Linked DNA regions of Homo sapiens: all the other regions are linked to region 2. The links are chromatin loops, found by intact Hi-C in ENCODE. Cell type or tissue: heart right ventricle. All regions are shown on one strand. Region 1 has its middle 150 kb from the start of LINC02344. Region 2 overlaps STARD13 (StAR related lipid transfer domain containing 13). Region 3 has its middle 23 kb from the start of LINC02344. Region 4 has its middle 210 kb from the start of LINC02344. Region 5 has its middle 17 kb from the start of LINC02344.

Region 1 (5,000 bases), 260 kb before region 2:
ATAATTGTATCAGATAAAATTCTGTTAGTGGTTATTTAAACTTATGTGAAAGTTTAAAAAAAATTTACTTAATGAGTAATATTATTACTTTATGTCACAACCATTGCTTGCTTAACATACAGTTTTTCCTTAAGCTCAAGGTTATCGATCCATTTGATTTTTTTCCTTTCAGCAATGTTCCAATTTTGAAAATGATCTCAAAAATGATTTCTACCCCTTTTAGAAGAAAGAATACAATGGGTTACATTTCTGGTCTGGTAATTCTCTGAGAGTCTTCATGCAAATAATGAGAACTTGCAAAATGGGCAGAGATAAAGAAAAGAAAACTTGAAGTGATTAGCCCCATGGTGCGTCGCTGTTTCTTGAGCTTTTCAAATGCAAGCCACCATTGTTCAGATTAATAAAATTAGCACATTCCATTTTGGCCGTAGAAGCTGGATAAGTAAATTACTTCATACTTTCCATTAAACTCTAATTTAAACACTTTGAAAAGAAAGTATAAAAGGAAATTTTAATAGGTACATTGTTTTCAGATGTCTATATCCTGTTTTTTATTAGTTGATTGGACTTGACCCACATAAAAGTAACATTTAATTTCTCTAAGTCATGTATTAGACATTGGTCAGAGAAAGAAAATGAAGAATAATATGATGGCTTCTTAGCTTTTATTATAACTAAATAGAAAAATATCTGAATACTGGACCACTAAATTAATTTTTAACTTGGTTTACCAAGAGATAACTTAATAACACAAAAGGCTTTACTATAGTGAGTTGCCCTATGGAAGTTAAAAGAGAAGGCAGAAAACTATAAAGGCTATATGACTACATATAGATTATATAACTTGATATTTATTTTCCTGAACTGAGAGTTGATCTTTTTTTATTAGCAATTCTAATCAATTGATTAATCATTGACCAGAGGAAGAAAACTAATAATAAAATATGCTGGTATGAACTAGTTTATTAATAGTGGGGGAAGAGATGTGAATACCTTAGAAAGATATTTAGAAGCTAGAATCATTTAGGCAGGGTGTGAAATTAGAAAGAGATGGAAGAATGAAGGGTGACTCCCAGCAGAAAGCACACTGCAGGAAGACCAAGTCCAGTCAGCAGGGTGTGTTCAACTTGAGTGTAATGAATCTGAGGGACTTGAGGGTTAACCCAGTGGAGATGATTGTTGGGGAATTAAATATGAGTCTGAAATTCAGGTAAAGAAAATGTGTTAATAAGCATGACTTAAATGCTTTAAATGTGTTAACACAAAATCATATATGATCACAGCATAAAGAGGGATGAATTCTGTGAATATCAAAGAAGGCTACAGAGAGAAGTTGGTATTTGAACTTGAAAGATAGATAGGATTCCAGTAGTTGGAGAGAAGAAAGGATATTCCAGCTTAGGGCAATTTCATGTGCCAAGATTCAAAAGCTTGAAAGTGTTTGTATGATCAGGAAATGTCTGGTAGAAGAAAAAGCATAGAATTCATGAAGATAATGAGTATTCATGCCCAAAAGGAAGATCATTGCCTAGTAATATTTTGATCTCATTCTTAAAAATCTTCATTCTATTCTCGAGGGGCAATTGGGATCCATTGAAGATTTTTGAGGAGGAAAGAGCCAGATATTGGAAATAAGATGTTGTAGACAGAAGTAATTGGGTTTGATTGTTGATTTTATTTGTGATTGACACAGAAATACAAATCAAAGATAATACTGAGGCTTCTAAATCGGAAGGGTAGAGTTGATGAAGGTGCAATTAATTAAGAAATAAAGCACCGAGGAGAAGCACACCTGGATGAGGGGACTCTTGAGCTGAGGCATGGTAGACCTCTAAGGTGGCCCTCTGGATGCAGCTCCGGAATCGTGCTAGCGGAGATGGAGATTTGGCAGCCTGGGTCTTCAAAATCAAGATAACTGTAGTTAGAGGAAGGAGTAATGAGAAAAAGGAAGATTAAGGACAGAACCTTAGGGAATATGTACACTTAAGGGAGAGGCAGAGGAAGAGGAACTAGAGGGGAAGGCTCAGTGACCAGAGACACACAAACAAGAACCAGGAGAGGGCAGTATCATAGAAGCCAAGGAAGAATGGTATCACCAAGGGAAGGAGAGGATTAGATGCTTTGAAGCTGCCCTGGAAGACCAGCACTGAGAGAACAGACCTTTGGAGCTCACAAATACAAGGACATAGCTGAGCAAGAGGTCACAGAGAGAATATTTTTCATTGAGTGATGGGTTGTATGCCAGATTGCAAAAGGTGAAGAAGTGACTGTCAGATGGATCACACACTGCAGCATAAGTATAAGCTTGGTGAAGTTTGTGGATGATAACTAAAAGAGAAAGTAAGATTGAGGAACGTGGCTTTGGAGGGCAAGGCAAGCAATTCATTGAGAAAAATCTCGTGTATTAAGGAGAGTAAGGGCATTGTAATAGACCAAGGTTAACACTTTTGAACAAGGAAGATTATGAAGGTGCCCAAATTAAAAGCTTTCTAATGATGTGAGTGCACCGGGATCTCATGAAACTCTCATAACATTCTTCCATCCCTAGCCCAGAGTCTTGGGAATGTCTCTCCTCCTTTTAGAGCCTTTATCTTACATCCACATTCTGAACTTTCCCCCTTTCTTTTCTTTTCACAGACTATTTAAAATATACTAATGTCTCCTCATTTATAAGGGATGTAGCCAAAGTAATTTTGTGTATTTTTAACTTTTGGATTCTTTTCCGTGTCTATGTGTGAGATGATAATTGTGAAAACTGGACTAACTAGATCCCAGGGAAAATGAAAAAAGCATATCCTTTACACATATAATGATAGTAACAAAATCAACAACAATAATAAATACAACTACAGCAACAGCATCAGCAGCTGCTAAGATTTTCCTTACTTTGTGCTAAAAGAGTCCTAAGAGCTTTACATGGATGATTTCATTTGATCTTCACAACTTTGTGATACAGGCTTTATTAATGTCTACATTTTCTAGATGAAGAAACCAAGGCTCAGGGAGGTTAAGTTGCCCAAGGTCATAGAGCTTGGGAGTGCTCAAACAATATGACAGAGACCAATAACCATACTTTCTAAAAGGTCATTGTTTTAATAATAAATGGTTATTCCAGGCTACGGTGAGTTTAGAAAAATGATTTGGCTTGAGTAACTTGTTCTCCAATAGAAAATGTCATATTTTCAATGATGCAATATGGCAGGCAGCACAATTTATTGTGGAGGAAACTTTTTAAAGGTCAATGAGGAACTGCTCTCCCTATGTCATAAAAGTCCTAACAGGTCACTGTGGAGGTACTCTTTTGAAGGCACTGCTTTTCTTTCTGCAGGCAAAAGGCAGGCAGTGTTCAAGTGCAAGAGCTTGTGTTTTGGAAGAGGAGTTGTTAGGGGAGAGGAATGGCTGTGATGAGGCAAAGAAGTGTGTCAGTAAACAGAATAGTGGAGGACATGAGCCATGCAAATCACATATTGGAAAAAAGCATCAATAAGGAAAGATGGAAAGAGGACAGTAGTGCCCACTTCTCTGCGGTTTCACTCTCCAGAGTTTGAATTTACAGTGGTACAGTACAATAAGATATTTTCAGACAGACTGCATTCACATAACTTTTATTACAGTATATTGTTTTAATTGTTCTATTTTATAATTAGATATTGTTGTTAATCTCCTACTGTGCCCAATTTATAAGTTAATTTTATCATAGGTAGGTACATATAGGAAAAAACATAGTTTATATAGGGGTTGGTACTATGCACAATTTCGGGCATCCACTGGGATGCCTGAAATGTATCATTATGTAGGAAAGAAAGGATTTGAAGCTTCCAACTCTGCAGCTGCCCTCTTCTCGGTCCCACTTTAGCCCCTTTACTTTGTTAACAAGCCCATACTTGTTAAGTGTATGGACACTGAGAAACCCATTCACATTCTATTAGTGGCTCTTGAGGACACTTCAGGAGTCTCTGGGTCCAAATCCCAAGAAATAACTCCAATCTACTTCTTTCCCTAGGGTCACTCTAGGTCAGGGCTGATCTCAAAATGCAGGTGAAATCAGTTAGGAGCACTCTGACCATGATTTATAAGCAGTCAGTCAAGGGTCTACAGTGAATTGTTCCCATCTTCAGCGCTCTGAATTGCACACTTTCTGCATTCCACATTTTGATTATCTTCAATTCACCAAAGTACACCTGATAATTAATTCATTTTATTTTAGCCCAGTCTAATTCTTGTTTTCTTCTTGCATCTCTGCATGGACCTTCTTTGGCGTTGAAATAATTTGAAATTGAAAGGTTGTATAATTTTCTGATTTCTTGGAGTGTTTTTTGAAAGTCAAAAATATTTTAGAAACAAATGTTTTTGGTAATTTGACTTTTAGTACTATCAATGATGGTACCTTATATTTGTATAGGCATTAATAAAATGCAAAGGTATAGCATATCTATTACCTCATTTAGTCTCAATTTCAAGTGATAATGGGAATTCTGTCCCTCTGGAGGATCAGATTCTCAGCTCTTTGTCAGGGAATTAGCAAGGCCCAGCCATTTCCACAATATCTTCATGTAGCACAAGAAAATTTTCAGGGCTGGAAATTACTTTATAATCTATGTTGTTCTTCTTTAAAACATTAACTCTTATTTGTTTTCTAATGAGTTTATGCCAACAAAGCATTTTTTTTTAAGTTTGAGGGCTAAATATTGTGGATATGTTTTGCATATTTACATAATTTCCTAATTTCTTGGAGAGTTTTTTGAAAGTCAGAAACATTTTAAAAACAAATGTTTTATACTTTAAACTGGTCTCACTTCAAAGATTTTTGTAACATCATGGAACATTTCACTTCGGTAATTAAAAATGCCTTTGAGTTTCAGAAGAACTAGACAGTAATAAAACTATTAGCTGTCTACTTATTTTTGACATTCACTTCATTCAAGTAAATCTGAATGCATTTCCACTAATTGCATTTGCAATTTACCAAGTAGGAGTTTGAGAGAAAATATTCCTAGGCT
Region 2 (5,000 bases):
TAAAATGACACTGAATCATGAAACTGTTAAAATCTTTAAAGTTTCAGGTAAACCTTAGTCATCTGGAAAAGTTATGGGAATGCCCCGGACCTGCAGTCAGAAACAGAGACTGCAGTTTGTGCCCCAGCTTTCTCCCTGCTGGCCATGTGACCAAGGCCATTCTTTAACAGTTAGTTTTCTAAGATGTGGGTCTAAATAGAGCTCCAAAGTGAGATGGTAAATGTGAACGCATGCCACAAGTTTTTATTATGTTACCTTCAACTCAAGATGATGCGCATGGCCCAAACCACAACTCCCCCAAATCTGCCCCTCCTCCAGTCCCTCATTCATAATGTAGGGTTCTCTAATGCCCTAGCCTGCAGGGCAGTGAGGCCAGCCTGAGTAAGCCCTCATGTGTGTTATAGGAGTCCCAGGACTACGAAGCACCAGAGCTCATACCCAGTCTAAAGAAAGCCACTCAGCCACCACCCATGTGCCAGGCCTGAGCCTCGTCTCCCTGGTGCCTTGTGCAATGTATGGCACAGTGAGAGCCTGGCCCTGCTGTCCTGAAAATCTTCACCCTGTCCAGGGCCTTATGCACCGATGGCTGCCAAGTCAGCAGCTTGAGGGCCTGACCAGCCCCTCATCTCCACTCCCAGCCCATTGCCATTGAGACTTTCTTCACTGTGTCTCACCCTTGAGATAAACTTGAAGTTACAACTGTCCTTTATCACTCACTCAGCCAACTGAGGAGTGTCCTGAGATGCAGGACTTTAAGTTTTAAAACTGGGATGGTAGGTCATCCTATATATAGCCCAACTTAAACTCTATCTCCTTCTAAGCTAGTGTCCCAATCTCTCCAGTTGGAAATAAGTATTATTTTCTCTCTTCTTTATATGCCCACAACATTCTGACTATGCCCGTATCTTGGCACTTCACAGGTATTAGAGTTCTTTCCCAAGTGTTTCTGCTTCCTTCACCAGGTTCTTAGCATCTTGCAGTTATGGTTCTTCCATCCTCCTCAGTGCCTCGCTGGCACTTTGCACATCAGGGGTACTTAAGAGTACTTTGCATAAACTGAACAAATTAATCATTCAAACATAAAATGAGTAAAGACCGACCTTACGTGTCATAATGGACTAAGTAAACAGTGTTTTAGAAGAGATAATGTGATTCTCAGATGAATCAACATGAGGATAACAGGAAATAGGCTGAGATTTCAGCAAAAGAGAATTCTTGTGCATCAGAAAGCAGCCCTTGACCGGAAAGGGTGATGAAAAAAAGTGGATATAGCTTACAAAAGAAGATTATGAAAGCTCCACTCTCAAAATCATTCAGCAGTATCCCAGCATTCATGAATGTTTGTTTAAAATGAAGATTTTTCTGAAATAAAGGGCTGGGCAAAGTAATGTTGGAGGCAGTGTTCAGGCAGGCTGCCTCCAGGAAACCCAGGGTGCCAGGATGAGTATTCTCCCTATTTCTACCAGAGCAGCCACGCCTCTTCTTCTTTCTAACCAAGGTAGGATGTGCATGTACTGGCTTTTTCCTGTCCAAGTTGTGGCTGTTTAGGTTTAGAAGTCAAGAGCGTGACAGTAAAACTAACTAGCTGCAGATGATGATCTTATGTTGCAGCTGAATACTTTTCCAATACAAGATTTATCTGGGGACATAAGACTCAGTGAATTACCATTTGCCATGGTCTTCACTGGAGAACGATGGCTACAATCTCCTTCTTCCCCATGTGGACTGACCATCTGCTCCCAATAATTGCAAATTCGCTTCCAGGCCTCATAATGTCTCCCTGTGTTCTTGCTTGTCTTTGAAATGCCTCAGGCAACTGCTCTTCTCTCCAATGGAGCAGCCACAACAGCTGTGGGATTCACTAGGGTTTGTCTCTGCTCCATTTCTGGCAGCAGGCAACCACCACTAAGCCACTCTCCAAAAAAGCCTGCAAATTGTGAACCCATTAAGGTTTAACTCCTGGGGGACAACAAAGAGAGCTGCCTTTGAATGTGAGCTCTGTGTGCCTCACTGAGGCTTCTGGCACAGGGGCTTGTCCTCAGGGCCAGGGTGATGCGTAGGGAAAGTTACAAGCTTCTGAGGGAATATTTTCACAGGTTTTCCAAACAAAGGGTTCTTTCTTCCAACCCCATACAACTCTCTTCTGATTGCTAATTAACCAAAGCTAGTGAAAAACAGGCCATTTCTGTAAATAGACTAGAAGTAGTGTGTGTGTGTGGTGTGTGTGCACGCGTGCACTCGCGTGTCCATGCCTGGCACGGGTGATGTGACTTTTAGTATTTTTCGTCTTTGTTTGTGTTTGTTCAAGCAGACCATGAAATGAATGAAAGTCTGTTTTGAGTTCGACAAGAGATAAAGGGATGTTACAGGGCATCTTGTCCTTCTGGTAATTTTTCCAGTGCTCACGCAGTCTTGCGGTTGTCCTGGCAAATCGAATATGTTAAGTGTTTTGCTTTAAGTTGCCCTCTTTCCTCTTAAGTTGAGAGTTTCCACAGTCTTCACCATAGGGTCGGTTTTGGTCTGTGTCATCTCAGTGTCCTGGCCGTATCTCAACTGTCTTCCCCTGTTTACTTCCATGGAGTCGCTATTTAGGAAGTCCCTTTTCAGCCCATCTGCCTTAAATCACTGCATTGTTTACTTTCCCACCAAGGAGTTTTCCCTCCGTTGGTTGCATGCCTTTTAGATTGAGTATGCATTTGAAGATCTAGAAGCCCATACAGGCTGCTGGCAATTTTTATTCAGGCTGCTTCACCACTTGGTGCAGTCTTCCACCTAGTCAAAGCCTGCCAGAGTCTGCTGGCCTTTTGGAATGGTTGCTGAAGTCTTCAAAGCCCTACTTCTTTTAACTTTGCTTTTGTGGTTACATATGAGTAGTTTCATAAGTTTTGCAATTTGGTATCTTGGAGTTTTGAAACAATGTTGCATTTTGATTATTTTATCCACAATTATGATACTTACTGTGAGGTTACGTACCAATTAGATCCTTGTCTTACTCGTGTCTAATCAATATTTCTTATTTGTTTTAATTCTGGCCTTTTTGGTTATCAGACTCTACGTGATGGGGGAAAAAAGCTCTTCACAGGCCTCTAGTGGACATGTAGTGGAACTGCAGAAATCTTGTATTCGAAGGTGTAAAACTGTGGTGTGACCCATGTCCGAATTAGCAATCACAAACATGTTATTCATTTAGTATTTAATTTAAAGATAAATAGTATGCTTGGAAGCAAGGAAGATAGGGATACTGGTGGAATCAAACTCTTGGTTGACTAACCACAGAATATGACCAGGTTGTCCACTGTCGCCTGTTGTCCTCTGAACTGAGTTTCTTTCACTAAGGAGTCCACACAGTCTCTGTTTTATAACAGGAGCTCAATTTTAACTTCCAAAAAAAAAACACTGTAAATGAACTGTACTCTTAATTCATTTTTTATCAATGATTTTTATGAAGAATGCCTGATATTTTAATAGATTCATAGTTTAAATAAGAAACAATCAGTATGAATGTTTCTTCTCAAAAGAGTTGAAAATAATATGTCTCTATAAAGAAATACATGGGGGAGTAATGTGGTCCAGAGGCAACCTCAGCCTTCGCCAGAGGCTGCAATCCACCAGAATCCACTGGGGCTCCCTCCCAGCCTTCAGTGATTTTCCATGAGCACTCCATGTACTCTTCATGCTTCTGTGCCATGCTTTTATGTTGCCTTTGCCTGAAATAACTCCTCCCTTCCACCACTTCCCCACCTGGCAAAATTCTTCATGTCCTTACAAATCCAAGTCAAATGTTCTTTTTTATTTGCATCTCCCTTCCCCCACCACGCAACTGTTAAAAACTGCTCTGCGTTGTTTCGTTTTACGATCGCACATTCAATCTATCATTATGTTCATTTGTAAAGGGCCTGTCTCTTTCTTCTGATGGGCTTTGAGCTTCTCACATGTTGTCAGGATGGTGTTGTGCTTTGCAGTATTCTCCTCATCACTTTAACCTCAGTACCTGACACAGCTCCTGGCATCTAGTAAAGACTTTTTCAATTAACTGATACTCCTTATGGTGCTTGTCCTAGGAAAAAATGGGAGTGAGGGAAGTGTGCCTCATTTTGTCTTTGGTATCTAGGTTTGCATCCAGCATCTTGCCTCCCTGTTGTACCCCCTCCATAGTCATGTCCAAGTTAAAGTGGTCCTAATACCCTAAATTACCTTTTTCAGGGTATTTGGAGTATAAACCTTATCTCAAATTTAAAATGAAATGCTTTGCCCTAGTGTTAAACAAGAACAGGAATTTCAAGCAATTAGGCTGATGAGAGAGTAGTTTGGGGGAATGGAATGCCTAGCTCTAAATATAGAGTTAATGACTGTCTCTTTTCCCTAAGAATTGGACTAGCTTCACTATTTGTAGAGGAAGTTTCCATGCCTCCTTTTAGATTTAACTTACAAAGTATTTTCAAGGTATTGATATGGAAAGTAGTTCTGGAACAAATTAGGTATCTGTTTAAATCCACATATGGTTGAACTACCTGGGATCGTATTTTAGCTATCTATGAGGACATTGAGATTCTGATGAGTCCATCACTGCCAGCAGACCTTGAACTAAGATAGAAAAGACTAACGATGGAACTTTAAGGGAATGGCTTTATGGCTAGAGATCTGATGTTACTTCACATCAGAGGGCTGAGCAAAGCTCGCAGGTTGTAGATGAGACCAATTCAAAGCAACTGGTCACTGAGGCATTTTGTTATGGCCATTTAAAGGTTAGGAATGAAGTTTGCTTTGCTGAAAACACTCAGTTTGGTTTTGCTTAATTTTCTCTGGGGCAGAGGTTCTTAATCTGGTGACTTCTCTTTAAAACTTCAGAAATTATAAGAACGAATGAATATACATATGCCATATGTTTAATGGAGAGAAATGTGTTAAGATCCCTAAAAATCTTTAAAAACAGTTAAGAAGTACTGTTTTAAGAGAAAGATAGATGTTTTATAGTATGAGTCAAGTTAATAGACTTTTTA
Region 3 (5,000 bases), 83 kb before region 2:
CATCATCCAGATCTTATGTACATTATAACTTCCAATGAAAAAGTGCACTCTTCCTAACTTTTTTTTAAAAAAAGTGTTTGTGTGTCATTTGTTTTGGCTTTGTCTCATTCTATAACCTAAATAATTCTTAGTCAACCACATGTACTCTCCATAGATTATATTATCAGGTACAGAGATTATAAAATACATCACTTCCAGTCTTAAGAACTTGATTGCTCATTATTAAATAGGTGGAATAAAGCACCAATGCAAGCTAGTACTGGGGAAGGAACCCAGCTGTGGTGTTCTAACAGACATGGGTTTGAATTCTGGCTCTACTGCTTAGTTTTCTGGTCATTTCTTTGTCTGTAGCATAGGGATAATAATACTGATCTCATTAGGTGCTCGGTTGTGTTATTGGTTGTTATAAGAATTAAATGAGACATTGGTTTCATTCACTTATCAAATATTTATGAAATGTCTGCTATATGCATAAAAATACTTAACAAAGAGCCTAGAATATGGTATTTAATCGCAGTTGCAATTATTTTGGCTTTTCTTCCATGTCTTGATTCAGATAACTGGCCTTCTGCTATAATCCCTTATGCCAAAGTCCTTATCCTGATAACACATCTAAGCATTTCGTCATTGCCCATGACATTCCTACCACCGTGGCTGTAGTCCTGCTCCAAATCACTATTGGTGCCCAGGAGTAACTGTTGACTCTTGCCTGCTTTGTCTGTTGCCCTTGAGTTAGCCATCACTGGGTTTTGCCCACTATGGAGTTTCTCTGATGCCACTATCTCTGCTGGACTTTGGGTACCTATCCAGTTCTTATCCCTCAGCTTGGGCTTGGCCTGACAGCTACCATAATTAGATTTGCTCTTATCTCATTCCTTGGAGAGGGGTCTCTCTCCAGGTGCCAGCCCTTACCGGTATTCCTCCTAATGTCACAGTTAACTATGCCACATCTAGCTCTAAGGATTCACGCACTGATGGCAGGGTTGACTTACTGATGGCAGTTACAGATGGCATGTGACCACAGCCATGTGTGTGATGGAGATACATGGAAAAGGATGAAAGTACCTAACTATCATATCAAAAATATAATTATAGAAAAGATGGAGATTAGCCCAAAGAAGGTCAGAGAGTATTTTAAGGGGGTGCAACATGGTATCTGTAAATGCTTGGGAAAAGACGATGATGAGTTGTTTTGCTAGGCAAAAGTAAGAGGTTTCAAAAAAGGTCAGGTAGCTATGAAGTCAGTCAGCTAAGGAGAGTTTAATGATTGCCCTAGAGTAAGAGGACTTGGATTAGAGTATTGGCTCTGCTATTTATTATCATTATGATCTTGGTCATTTCTAGTCTGTCAACATCAGTTGTATTACTCATTTAATAAAGTGAAGGAGTGGAATTGTGCTACATGCAGCTGAAAAACATCAGCTTGGGGTTCTGTGGGAGCCAACAAATTAGAGAAAGGTGGAGTTGGGACAAGTGGATTGTGGGATGCTTTCCAGAAAAGAGGATTCTCAAGAGAATGTTTAAATCTAGGTAGAAATTCACCAGAGAATGGAGAAAAGGGAAGATGCTCTGGCAAGGGTCAGCATCATATGCGAACTTTCAGGCATGAAAGATTAGCAAGTTGGAAGAGAAAGAATTAGGACCATGGATGCCAAATCAGGGTGGCTGAAGGACATACAAATGGAAATATTTAATGGGATTGGTGGCTTCTGCTTATTGAGTTCCTGTTAATTTTTAATTAATAAAGCAAGCATTAATTAATGCTACATTGTAATAAAATTTCCCCTTGGATAACACATTTTTTTCATTCCAAATATCCTGTTTACTAAAAGCAGATATCTACAGCAATGCACTCATGATAAATTTTAAAAATTCCCATCAGTAATACTTTAAATAATGTTTACTTTTACTGGATGCTTATACAATTTCTATTTGTGTGTGTCCCCAACAATCTACAGTCTTTCATATCCAACAGCAAAACTGGCCATTCTCTGAAGAGATTAAAAGCAAATTATGGGCTTGGATTCAGAACTTCAGTTCCGCTAACTAGGATCCAAATGTTCTGGAACTCATCACAGTTGGCTTAGAATTGTTATCACCTAGGAACAATGTTATTACTTAGGAAAAGAGTTCAAGTAGAACCCTGGTAAATCTGGCTCAACAAATGGACCGTGCTTTATGGAATTTTTGTTGTTTATTATTACAAATGTTGTTGTTACTTTGATCTGAATAAGATGTTCTAAAATAAAATTTGTCTCTGTGTCCAACAACAGGTCCTGGCATACTCAATCAGCAGAGTTTCTGTTTGTTTTGATTTGCAAAGGAAAGCCATGTTGCCACATGTCTACTCAAATAAATTACCACCACCATCTACACTGACTCATTTAGAAGGAGCAAGTCCACAAAGCAAAAATTATAATATATATTAGAAAGTATTCATGCCAAACACATTGAGAATGAACAAATGTCTCATTTTTCTCCTTGTTTTAATGATACCATCTTTTGACTTTTACCTGCATCCCGAGTCAAGCACAAATGTGGAAATGTAGAGTCACGCAAAATGAGAGGATGGGGGTGGGGTGAGGGCAGAAAAGGCCGGAGAAAAGGGGTGGAGCAGGAAAGGCATGGGTTAGTTTCTCTAGATAGGAATATAGGCACAAAACACCCCTGACAAGGGAATTTCAACTTGAAAGACTATCTTCCCCAGCTAGGTGGCATCTAGAACCCAGGATTGCCATTCAGAGAAAAGGAAAAAGAAAATAAGAGGAACAGGAACATAACGTTTTGTCCCTAGGACACAATGACTTGTTTCTCTTTAATAAATGCATGGGTTTAAATATGGAACCTTGTATTTTATAGTCAAAGCAAATGAAACCCTAAGATAAACAGTAAAAATGTTTGTTGATTACATGTTACTGCAGCTTTTATGTATATTGTGTAAAACAAAACATGGATATTTCATGAAATGCTTCAAGCACAACTTTCTAAGGAGAAACAACCATTTGTTCTGACACGAACTGCATATCCAATAGGTGACAAATCCTGTAGCATTAACTTTTTTTCTTATAGAAACAGCATTAAGTGTTTTTTGGGAAATGAAAGAATTACACTTTCCCTACCTCTCTGCCCCCTGCTTTAACATAGAACTTACTGGATAATCCACATGCAAGAAAAGCATCTCTTGCCTACCAAGGTGCTTCCCACCTATGCTGAGAAAGGACTTGGCCCTGCCCTTGGCCTCATCTTCTCTCACGGCTGCCTGCCTCCTCTGAGCCATGAGCTCTTGAATGTCTCAGCCTTTGTGCTTTCATCTCTGTATCCCAGAACCAAAAAGGAGCCCACTAAATATTCCGTTTTGACTCAATGAACAGAGAGATGGATAACTTCAGACTACAAGTGATGAAATACGTAAATAAGATTACAACTAAAATATATAGTTTACAAAGCACTTTTAATAATCTGATTTATACTCAAAATCATGGTATAAGGTAAACATCTCCTATCTGCATTTTGCAAATAAAGAAACAGAAGCTCAGAGAGATTAAGTAGGCTTCCCAAGAGCACAGCTGATGAAGTTGGCGAGTTGGGATTTGAACCCAGTTCTTTCCTAAAAATCCATGTCATATGCCATAAAATGATGTTTTGGTCAACAATGGACCACATATATGATAGTGTTTCCATAAGATTATAATGGAGCTGCCCTATACAGGTGCACTCTTTTTATCTTTTTATTTTTAGTTTTATTTTTTTGAGACAGGGTCTCACTCTGTTGCCCAGGCTGGAGTGCAGTGGTGCAATCATGACTCACAGCAGCCTTGACCTCTCTGGCTCAAGAGATCATCCCGCCTCAGCCTCCCGAGTAGCTGGGACCACAGGTGCATGCTACCACACCCAACTATTTTTTTTTTTTTTTTTTTAAGAAATGGTGTCTTATTATGTTGCCCAGGTGGGTCTCAAACTTCTGGGCTTAAGTGATCCTGCCTTGACCTTCCAAAGTGCTGGGATCAAAGGGGTGAGCGACCTCACCCAGCCTATCTTTTATACTGTATTTTTACTGTACCTTTTCTATGTCTAGATGGACTTAGATACACAAATACTTACCATTGGGTTACAGTTGCCTGCAGTATTCAGTACAGTAACATGCTGTGCAGGTTTGTAGCCTAGGAGCAATAGGCCATACCAGATAGCCTGGGTGTGTCATAGGTTCTACCATCTAGGTTTGTTTGCAAACTGTGATGCTCGCACAATGATGAAATTGCCTAAGGACACATTTCTCAGAACATGTCCCCATCATTAAGTGATGCATGACTACTTTCTACTACATCCTGCTGCCTCTGAGAAGTATTATACACAATGAGTAGAAGGTGAAAAGATTATATATTAAAATTCAATATATATATTGAATTTTATTCAAGGTGAATAAGAAAGCAGTCTGTTTTCAAAAAGTTCAGAATATTAATGATATTTCATGAATGCCCACATTCATTTAGTTTGTTATTTTTTTATAATAAAGGAGAAGAACCAGCAATGCAAGTTTTATATCGCAAGAGAGTTGGCAGTGTTTTATTAACCTTCCTGCTCAGTTGCCTTCAATGATATAATTACTGCTATTTATCAGTCTGTGCAGTTTTCCTGAATTACAGCCTAGAGTTGTGTAACTTTCACTTATAAAGAAGAAGGCTGGAGGGTGCAAAATATTCTATTATAATCCTATGAAAATATTTTGTAAAATATGTTTCCCTTTTGCAATCCCCTAATTATTTCTTTTCCTGCAGTCTTGTCTTAAACTCATTGACAGCCGGAAGAACCACCAGCACCTTTGCTAGCAAAGGGGGAATTAGGGCCATCAATGCATCCAGGAGGGTGTCAGCAACGTGGTCTCCCAAGAACCAAGTGAGCAACAGCTGCCTGCTGCCGTCTAACTTGCAGTTGAAAAGAACTCAGTGTGGCCCTGTATTCCTAACTATCCAAACACTGGGAAGAAGAAAGCCTTTGCAAGT
Region 4 (5,000 bases), 310 kb before region 2:
TCCAGCCTGGGCGACAGAGCAAGCCTCCATCTCAAAAAAAAAAAAAAAAAAAAAGAGAAAAAACAACAAAAAAACAAAACCATGCACCTTTCCCTGATTTAAATGATTCATCAGTAATTATCCAAATACATGGTACTAGCCTATTAGGGAAATACCATGGTTTTAAGACAGTTGTTCTCAATCTTTTTTTTCTTCTTTTCACGAAGGCCCATTCAGGCTAGAGCAGAGAGGGGGAAGCTTACATCCAGTAAACAAAATAGCAGTGATTTAAATAAAACTGAGACCAGAAAACCGACTGCTTTCTACATTTTAGGAACTGATTATCATAAACATAAACTTATCTAACAATATCTGTATTTCTATTTGTAGCAAGCACAAAAGTTACAGTGTGCAGCACACTTTAATCACTGCGTGATTTAATTACTGTGTCAATAAAGGCAGTGGCACAGTCAGAATTTGACAGAATTGAGAAAAGTCCTGCTGAAAAGATGAGACAAGTTCTGAGATGATCATTTTTTATAATGTAAGCACTGTGTACATTTATAAATGGCACGGTAGGGATGGGAGTGGGCTGGGGGTAGAGAATTCCGTAAAACAAGGGAACTTGAGGAAATGCAAAAGACTGAAAAAAACCTGGCATCTTCCAAAGGGTAAAATTAGTATGATTGTTTAAACTATTTTGTCCTTAATTTTAGTCATTTCTAATTTAACAGCTAAAGAACAATTACTGTATAATAACTGAAATATTTAGTATACTTGGTATTACAGCACCCTCTATCACATGATCATATACAGAATACATTTCTATGAACTGGTTGCTTTAATCTGTGAACATTTATGTAGCTCTCTACTGGTTCTAGGGTTTAGTTTACTACTTCCCATCCACGGAGTCAAAAGGACTACTAACTTGTGCAGGCTTAGTATCACCAGTATATTTTAGTACCGTCTGTCCTGCAACAGCAAAAAGCATTATTGACAAAGCAATCCTGAACTCTAAATTATTCCAGGTGTGGTCCTAGTACCAACAGCATCAGAATCACCTGAGATTTTACTAGAGCTACACTAATCCAGCTGTATCCTCAGACCTTCCCTCCCAGTTATAACCTCTGGTGTTGAGGCCCAGCAATCTGTTTTAACAAGCCTTCTAGAGAATCTGGATGCATGCTCCAGTTTGAGAAGCATTACTATAGGAGAAATACAATCAAAGAGTCAAGTTAACATGTGCTATCTAAACTCTAAAGGAAATTTGTTTCATTATATATTTTGATATCCACAGCACCATTCCAATAAAACATTTAGAACAACTCTGTTAGTACTCCAAGATTACAGGAAAAAAAGAACATTATTAAAGGAAAATGTGTTGATTTTACTAACTTTGGGGAAATTACTTTTCCTTTCTCTGATTATCTAAAAGAAACGTGACATGCAAACGAATCTACATTGAGCATTTCTGAGGCTACCTTTCTGAAACTTCCATGGCCTATTTTAAAGCAAATTACTACATTCTGCTTCTCGATGGGTTCCTAACATACACAGCAGGCTTTTACAACAGCGCTTTAATAGGCCAAAGGAAACAAAAGCTTTTACAGCAGAGGCCAATGTAAGCCACAAAGCTCGTGTCATCTTCCTACCAGGCAATTAATACAGGGTCCCAGTCCTCAAAGATTAAAGAACTGATACGGGGAAGACTGAGAATGACCCAGCAACAACGCATAAGGAAGCAAAAAATAAAAGGACGCCGTTTCTTCTGGACTTAAAACTAGAGAAAGAACAGTTTCCGCTCCATTTTGGGTTTGTAAAGCTCCTCCTACAGGCAGCTTCCGCTTCAGAGTCGCCACAAAGTCCCTCCCGCGCGGGAACTCGGCGGGGCGGAGACTCGGGTCCCTCCCCGTCCAGGGCGGGAGAAAGGAAAGCAGGGGCCACGGTTTCTCTGGAAGGTTCCGAGAGAAGGGCGCGTGCCACCTCCGCGGGTGGCGGGAGACTCGGCACCAGATGGCGCTGCCGCACCGAGAGCCAGAGCCTGGGCCGCTGGGGAGACGGGAAGAGGCGTCACCGGATCCCTTCCTTTGCGCTCGTTGCCGGAAATGTGCGCTGCAACCAGCCTCTGGTCCCGGATATTAAGACTTCTGGAGGGTTCCCGCGTGAGGGCGGGGCCAGAACCGGAACCGAACGGCGACCGACGAGCCCCGGAGCGGAAACCCGGGGCGGCGCCAGCGGGCCCTGGTTGCTGGTGCGCGCGCCTCGTCTTGGTGGGAGGGCGAGGGGCGGGGTCTCGCCGTGCGCTTGCGCACTTTGGGGACGTAGGCGCGGTCTGCGTGTGCGTCTTTTTCAATGTTTGCACGTTTGCTAGGCAGGCAAGGCGGAAATGGTGGCGTAATGGGTTTTGTTTTAAATCCCGCCCACGGGGTTTGGGTTTCTGGCTGTGAGTCAGGTTTCTGGAAGGCTTTATGGAAAATTAATGGTATAAGAGGTAAAACTGGATCTGTACTGTTTTCTTAGTCCTTAGCGATCCAAATGCAGTCTGGGTGCGGTCTCAGTGCTAAGATGGACCCAGCCTTCCCCTCTAAATCTTAGTGAACCGGCTTGATCCCCCGGTCTGTTCATCTTTCAGTGTTTATTCTGAGAAGGTAGGGGTGTCACAAGGAATAAAAAAGGCACGCAAACAAATAGACTACTCGTGTGGAACCAAAAACATTTTCAAATTATTTAAGAAAGCATGTCTTCGTGTTTTTTAAACTTTTTAGCAAGCGATTCTCTTAAGGAGTTTAGTTTTTAATTTTTGTCGATACACAGTTTTATATTCTGTGTTTTCTGGTGTGGCCTTGGTCTTTTATCAAATTTTAAAGGAAAGCCTCTTGTGCAGATGTGTTACAAAGAAAAATTTTGTCATTTTTTCACTTTTGAATTTTGGAGGACCATAGTAGTTTCTGAAAGTGCATTGGCTTTGTTTTTAGATGCTGCAAGGAAACAACCAAGTGTGTTGCAGAAATAAAATCTGTATGAATCTGCATCCGCTCCGTTTAATTTTAAACTAATTCCAAAAATGTCATCTGTGCAAAGTGCTCAGTTCTCCTGGAAAATTTCTTCAGCCTTGGTAAACACTTTTATCTGGATTTCAAAGCTCTTTGCAGTCCAGGGCCTATATAAAAACAATCCTTGTAAAAGCCAGAGGGAAAGGAATACAGGCTTTTAAGTAGATATTTTGAAAGAAACAGCAGTGGGCCGGAGGATATAAGAAAGATTGTCCGAAATTGCCAAATAAGTGTATTTCATTGTTTTTTGCTAAAACCGTTTGATAGTCTGGGTAGTTGGTACTGGAAAAAACGCTGCTGTGACGTGAGGAGTACTATGGCACCTGTTTATGTAGAAGTTAGGGGGATATTGCAATATCATTCAAGATTGGTCAGAAATAGGGCAAGAAGGAGGCAGGATATCCAAAGGGGAAGAAAAGGGGAAAATGTTGGAAGATACTAGAAAACACGTGAAAGAGGTCAGAGCTGAAGCTGTAATAGGTCTTCAAAGAGTGATCTGGAAGATTGCAAAATAGCTTTTAGACCCTAAAATCAAATGTGTGGAATATGGAATCAGTTTATTTCATCATTGCATACTTCAGCTTTGGCTATATCCCATTTAGTTGCTTACTTTTTTTTTTCGACTTTCCCATCTTTCTCTACATCGTATATAACCAACCTTAAATTGAGGGATTGCTTCATTTTGCTACCATTATACTATAAAGTTACAGTAACATAGCCCTTCACAGTTCAAAGAGTACACATATATTCAGAAATAGTGGCATTGACTCCTTTGCAAATATCCTCAACTCTTATCCCTCACTTTTAGCACTTCCCTGGCAAAACTCAAACCATGGATGAACTCCTGCATGCATTTATCTTTTCTGAGCTTGGGCTCAGCCTGTTAACTGTTGGGTGGACTAGTGTGATCTCACACCTAAATTGGCTCTGCATATTGATCAGCTCTCCTACTCCTTTGCTTTACTGACTTTGCCCTTTCCTTCTGTAATCCAAATATCTCATTCTTTTCCTTCCTCAAATTATCAACTTCCTCAACTAATGACTTTGCCTCACACTTTATTGAAAAAAGAATTGTGAGCATAAGCCAAGAATTTTTGTGTATTCCCACCATCGAATCTATTTGTGTCTGCACTCATCAAACATCCTTGTATAGGAACCCCCTTTATACATGGTATTGCTTTCCATAGTTTCAGTTACCAACTGTCAACCGAGGTCCAAAAATATTTAATGGAAAATTTCAGAAATATAAATTTTAAATTGCTAGAAGTTCTAAGTAGTGTGATGAAATCTCATGCTGCCTCTCTCTGTGCCTCCCAGAACGTGTATCCTCCCTTTGTTCAGCATCCACTATCACAGTTATCAACTATCACCATATCACTGAGCTTGGATTCAAATAACCTATATTTTCCTTAATAATGTCTCCAAGGCCCAATAGTAGTGATACTGGCAATTTGGATATGCCAAAAGAAGCCTTAATGTGCTTCCTTTAAGTGGAAGGTGAAAGTTCTCGACTTAAGGAATCACCTAAGGTCACTAGGAACCAAGTGGTTGGTAAGAATCAGTCTTCTATCTGTGAAATTATGAAGAAAGAAAAAGAAATTCGTGCATAATATATTTAGGGTAGGGTACTCTCTGAGGTTCAGGCATCCACTAGGTTCTTGGAACATTTCCCCTGAAGCTAAGGGGGAACTACTATAGTTTAAAAGGGTGACAGGTCTTTTTATCAAATGCCAACACTTGCTATTTTTAGTTTTTAGTTTTAGCCATTAAGTGGGTATATGTTCAAAACTTTTGCCCATTTTAAAACTAAGTTGTTTGTAATTGAGTTGTAGGAGTTATTTACATACTATGCGTATGACTTTTTTGTCAGAAGTATATGTTGTGAATATTTTTCTCCCAGTCTGTGGCCTGCTTTTTCATTTTCTTAAAAGTGTCTTTTAAAGAGCAGCTTTTGTTTGTAAGTTGTAT
Region 5 (5,000 bases), 120 kb before region 2:
AAATAAAAGTTCTGTGCTAGTCCTACCTGGAGGAACTCAGGACTGCAGGGACAGCTGAGAAGAAACAGGTAAGGACACTGAACTCTGGCTCTTTGATAAGTGCTCCTCCGGCAGTATCCCCAAAGCATGGAAGAAACACAATGGAAGAGGAATCCATCCAGCCACTGGGATTTGTAGAAGGATTAAGGAGGAGGTGACATCTGAGTACATCTGAGTTGAATCTCGAAGGATGAGTGAAGAACAAAAAAATTAGGGTAAGGGCATTCAAGAACAGCTAATGTATAAAGACGTAGAGTGCAGTGAGACCAAGAGCTTTCAAATGGGACTCTTTTTATGCTGAAATTCAGGGAAGGGAAAGAGAAAACCTGAACTAAATCAGTTACTCAGGAGATAGAGAAGTGGGGGAAGATTGAAGCAGCATAGGATGTATGGAGGTGTTTCAGATGTCTTCTAGATTTCTCTCTCAGTCACTAGATGGGTGGTAGCACCAGGTGGCTCACATAGGAAATAGAGATGAAAGAGCAGGTTTGGAAGGAAAGTTTTGGAGATACCCATCCGGAAGGGAAACAATACATGGCCCTAGAGTAGAATCATTCATTTACTCTGCAAGTATTTACTGATCATAACTGTCTGGGACTGTTTTAGGCACTGAGGATGCACAAGCAAGTAAGACGGACAGGGCCTCAGCTCTTATGGAGCTCACAGTCTGCCTGGGAGACCAACCACAAACAAACAAACACAATGTCTGGAAGTGGAAGCGCTATAAGGAAAACTAAACTGGATGCCGTGAGAAGGAGCTATTTTGGTTGGGTGTCAGGGAAGGCTTCTTGAAAGGGCTCAGGATAGATTTGGGCTAGGACAGTAATGTAATTATAATAGTATTGTTGTTGGAAGCATAGGTTAAGTCTTTTCTATGTGCCAAATGGATTATTTCATTTAATCCACAATGCAATCGTCTAGGGAGGTACTACTGAGAGGCAGAAACATATGCAGAATCAAATGGGACACTGCCTTTAGCCACACTCTTAACCACATATACTTTCTATCTATAGCCTGTCAGGCCTTAAGAAGGACCATGTGAGGCCATCTGTGAAAAGGAGGAACCCAGGGGAGGGTGTCGCCTGACAGCCACGAGACAAGCCTGTGTCAGAGGAAGGAAATGGGCTACAGTGTCCAATGGTCCATGCACCCTGGAAAGGACAACAATAACTGGAACACGTTGTTAGATTTAGCAACCAGATGATTATTGGTGACCTTGGCAAGATCACGTTCATTGAGGAAGGGAGGAAGCCCAGATTGCAGTGTTGACAGGGAAAGACTTCTCTTCCCAGGGACACAGGGTAGAGGCAGTGGGCTTTAGGATGGCTGCTGTTATTTTAGTTTTGGTTTATTTAAAAGCAGGGTGAGACTGGAGGGTTGAGCCTGTGGAGAGGCAGAGATTGAGGGTATGTGAGGGAGAGGAAATAACCAATGTAGCAAAGTACCTGTAGGGACAAGAAGGGAAAGAAAGCCCAACACAGGTGAGGGACGTGGTCTCGGGCTGGAAGAGCAACACCTCTTCCGCTGCGATGGGAGGGAAGACAGTAAGCAAGAAGGTAGGTAGGGCTAGGGGGTTACCTGAGTTCTTTTCTCCTAATAGGTGATATTTTCATCTGGTGAAGGCCCCACAGGGGATGCTACCTAAGGTTCAACTTTGAAACAGATCTTGGGGAGAATGAGAGCGGATGCTGTACAGATTACTCCAAGTAGCCCTGAGGTTCCTGTTGAGGTTGGAACACTTGGCATTTGTGGCGGCTCCATCTGCACAGCTGTGTGGTTTCTTCCAACAGGGCCAGCAGCCGGGGCTGGCAGAGAGCTGGGCCATGCTGGGTGGCACACACTGCTCAGCCGGCACCTGTTCCAGGCAGATCATTTCCGTCTTTCATCTGGCTTCTCTTGGACAGTCCTCAATTCATGGGCCATCCAACAGCCAGAACTAAACAAATGTGCAATTCCAGAATTTAGTCTTCAAATTAGTCATTTAAGGAAAACTCCTAATCAATGGCATCTGAATATAAAATATGTGCTAGAATAGAAAGTAGTAGGGGCCCACGCTCTTGAGAGCTAAATGATCACTGAAATAGCTTGAATGGTTATGTTCTGTTCCCGTGTATATAATGTTAAAACTATTGCGTCTGTTTGATTCAACAAGAGGTCCCTTCTAAAAGTCAAGTATACAGCTTTCCTGGGAATGTAATTGATAAACATTTTGTTGTTACACTGTATAGCAGCCACTTTAAGACAACAGGAGTCTTGTTCTTTGCAGAGCATTTTGTTACCTCTGCATGCATACAAAGCAGAGGATGGAATCAAAAGGGTATTTGGCTTGTGTCCAGAAAGCAATCTGGATTAGTCTATATAACCGGCTGTCACAGTTTCAAGTCCGTTTCTGATCCGTGACTTATTGCTTCATAACTGACTATTTCAAAGATTTACCAGGATTCTACAAAAAAAGTATCTCATTACTTTCTAGCTCATTCTGAGGTATGTTTCACTAGTTAACATTTTTAAATATTTAAAGTAACAAAATAAGACAATAAAGACTATTTCTTACCATCATCCCTGTCATTCCCATTTTCTACCAACAAGATAAACTGATGGAGGGAATATTTACTAGAAGTGTAGCAGAAGTGTAGAGGGAATACTTTAGGTAGAGGTTAGTTTGCATTCCCTAAGTCAGTAGCAATTTATATAATAGAGGAAGGACTGAATACTTTTAATTTTCAAACTTCCTGTGGAGCACCTGGAATTAAAATGAATATCTGATTAAATTTTGGTTCTTATGTGGCAGCTTGGTACAAAGACATTTAAAAAGAAATGAGATTCAAGCAATTTTGCAGATTCAATAATTCAGAAATTCCTTTTGAAAAATTTGTTCCCCTCCCCAAACCTGAGGTGTAAGGCATTAATCACATCTCTGAATTAGTTAAATGTTGTCACAGTTACTTTCTTGGAAGACCTCAAAGCACTTCAGAAACAAAACTTTGTGAACTGCAGGACACCCCGAGGCCTGAGACAGTATTGTCTTCTCCTTATGAATGAGTTGAAGTCCAGGAAGTGGGCTTGGACTTCAGTGATGATGTATTTCTTAAAGAGCCAATACATTTCCTTCTTTCCTTCAGGAATCAGAGTTAATTTCTAACTACAAGCCTACTTTACGTTTTTGGCTAAAATACCTTAAAATTCTTCTATTTTCATATTTCACTTCTTCATAATACGTACTTCTTTCACTGCATACAGATTGTAATGCTTTCTCAAAGTATGTAAATCTATTTTAGGTAGGTTCCTTATGGTTTGACCTGAATATTTTAAAGTTATTTTTCTCCTCATAATGGCTATGCAATGGAAATAATATTTTGACACTTCAAACCGTATTAATTTAATTGTAGTTTGCAGCCAGATAATTATTTCATTGAAGAAATCAGGAAGGATTAACATAATGTTCAGATCACCAATATTGAACATCAAAAGAATGTCAACCTAACCGAGTAGCTGACTTCAAGTAACTTGAATTTAGGGAAACTGGGATGAGTTATGCTCTCACTGTGGCATATATAAATTTTTGTTGTTGTTGTTGTAGTTGTGAAGGTGGTAGTTTCTGAAACTGAAAAATAAAGGAAAGTATCAAGAAATAGGAGGAGTATGGTCCAGCCCCTGATTTCTGGGTAAAACTGGAAAAGAAGCTGGAAGCTCCTTGAGTGGGGGGCCGTGGGGACCAGGCTGTCAGGTTGGGCGAGGGAGGGAAGGGGAAGCGCGCTCCTGGAAGGAGTGGGGCGCGAGGCAGCCAGGGGGAGGGCAGGGGAGGGAGGGGAGTGGAGGAGCGCCCAACGGAGGGGAGGAGGGGAGGAGAAGGAAAGTGGGAAAGGAGTAGAGGAGTTGGCGAGCGCAGAGGTTAATAACCTAGCGCGGCGTTTCTGGTGGCCAGGCATCCCGGTCCTCGCGCGTGGCGCAGCCTCCCAGCGCCGGACCGACCCATGTCGCGCCCGCATTGGGTCCCGGGACCCCGGCGGGAGTGCCGCGTCCGTCCTTTCCAGTCGCCGGGAGTCTGAGTCGCGGGCCACGCGGGAGTGGCGGTGGAGAGCCCGCCGGTCGTTATGAGGACGGATCTAAAATGACCAGCAAACGGAAACCTTGCCAAACGCAGCTCAGGAGATCCATCAGTGAGCAGTTGCGGGACTCCACGGCCAGAGCCTGGGATCTGCTGTGGAAGAACGTCCGGGAGAGGCGGCTGGCAGGTCAGTGCCCCGGAGACGCCGCGACCCACGGGGGCGGGGGAGGCGCCGGCCCCGTAGCCCGCCCGGGCCCGCCGCCCTCCTCTGCTCTGGGCTCCAGGGCATGAGTTTCAGAGCCCAAGGCCGGGGCGAGCGGGCTGCGGGCACCACCCTCCCTGGGCCGGGCCCCGAGCGCCCTCCCGCCGCGCCTCCCGGTGGGTGTGGGCTCCGTGCCGGACGCGCGCGCTGACAGCCAGGCCTGGTGCTCCATGCTGGCGGGCCGCGGGACGGGTTACCTGGAGGGGCTGCCCCCGGGCGGCCTTTTAGCCTAGGCTGTCCCCTGCTCCGCTGCCATCCCATTCCACCCCAGTGAATAAGTGCCCAGACCAAGTGGCCCTTCGCGAGGGCTGCCCCTTCCCAACTTCGCCTTCTCCACGTGGGACACATCCACTGAATGCGCGGGAGGGAGAGTGAATGCAAGGCAAGGAGCACGTCCGAAGCGCCGCAGACCAGCCACTCGGGGGTAGAGGGGGGGATGTGACGGGAGACAGGTGGACGGTAGTTGGTGCAGGTAGCTGGCTGGCTGTCCGCAGGCCCTGCCAGCTGTGAAAGCAGGCTTTCCTCCCTTTGAGGTTGCAAGGAAAGGCCTCCCTTTGGGACTCCATTGTCCACGAACCACAGCAAGAGAGGAAGTGATTGTTTTGAGCCAGGAGGTCCTTAAGAATCCTTGCGTGGATCAGAAGGCCGCCC

What was found. Hi-C counts contacts between places; a loop is a spot of excess contacts. Peaks named below come from ENCODE experiments on the same cell type or tissue, not always from the same donor. Only the 100,000 strongest peaks of a DNase experiment are listed, where the experiment ranks them.
Region 1: a loop joins it to region 2, with 4 times the contacts of the local background. A loop is called at or near these places in 15 of 110 quality-filtered maps.
Region 3: a loop joins it to region 2, with 4 times the contacts of the local background. A loop is called at or near these places in 14 of 110 quality-filtered maps.
Region 4: a loop joins it to region 2, with 12 times the contacts of the local background. A loop is called at or near these places in 66 of 110 quality-filtered maps.
Region 5: a loop joins it to region 2, with 3 times the contacts of the local background. A loop is called at or near these places in 10 of 110 quality-filtered maps.

Annotation. Positions count from the first base shown.
Region 1 is chr13:33,485,106-33,490,105 of GRCh38, reverse strand. It overlaps a transcript of STARD13 not described here. Among named protein-coding and RNA genes, the nearest start is that of LINC02344, 150 kb to the right of the region's middle. RefSeq lists an enhancer at 46-622. In heart right ventricle, a CTCF peak has its summit at 2,050 (motif pointing right); no DNase peak of the experiment used is centred here; H3K27ac peaks cover 1,210 bases.
Region 2 is chr13:33,226,835-33,231,834 of GRCh38, reverse strand. All of the region lies in intron 1 of STARD13 (StAR related lipid transfer domain containing 13), which reads left to right. Among named protein-coding and RNA genes, the nearest start is that of STARD13-AS, 48 kb to the left of the region's middle. In heart right ventricle, a CTCF peak has its summit at 3,090 (motif pointing left); no DNase peak of the experiment used is centred here; H3K4me3 peaks cover 1,173 bases; H3K27ac peaks cover 4,773 bases.
Region 3 is chr13:33,310,047-33,315,046 of GRCh38, reverse strand. It overlaps a transcript of STARD13 not described here. Among named protein-coding and RNA genes, the nearest start is that of LINC02344, 23 kb to the left of the region's middle. In heart right ventricle, a CTCF peak has its summit at 2,723; no DNase peak of the experiment used is centred here; H3K27ac peaks cover 451 bases.
Region 4 is chr13:33,539,825-33,544,824 of GRCh38, reverse strand. It overlaps a transcript of STARD13 not described here. Among named protein-coding and RNA genes, the nearest start is that of LINC02344, 210 kb to the right of the region's middle. RefSeq lists enhancers at 1,709-1,818, 1,919-2,018. In heart right ventricle, CTCF peaks have their summits at 1,755 and 1,980 (motif pointing right); a DNase peak (open chromatin) is centred at 2,144; H3K4me3 peaks cover 2,618 bases; H3K27ac peaks cover 5,000 bases.
Region 5 is chr13:33,349,564-33,354,563 of GRCh38, reverse strand. It overlaps a transcript of STARD13 not described here. Among named protein-coding and RNA genes, the nearest start is that of LINC02344, 17 kb to the right of the region's middle. In heart right ventricle, a CTCF peak has its summit at 3,032; DNase peaks (open chromatin) are centred at 1,143, 4,133, 4,273, 4,393 and 1 weaker place; H3K4me3 peaks cover 1,850 bases; H3K27ac peaks cover 4,688 bases.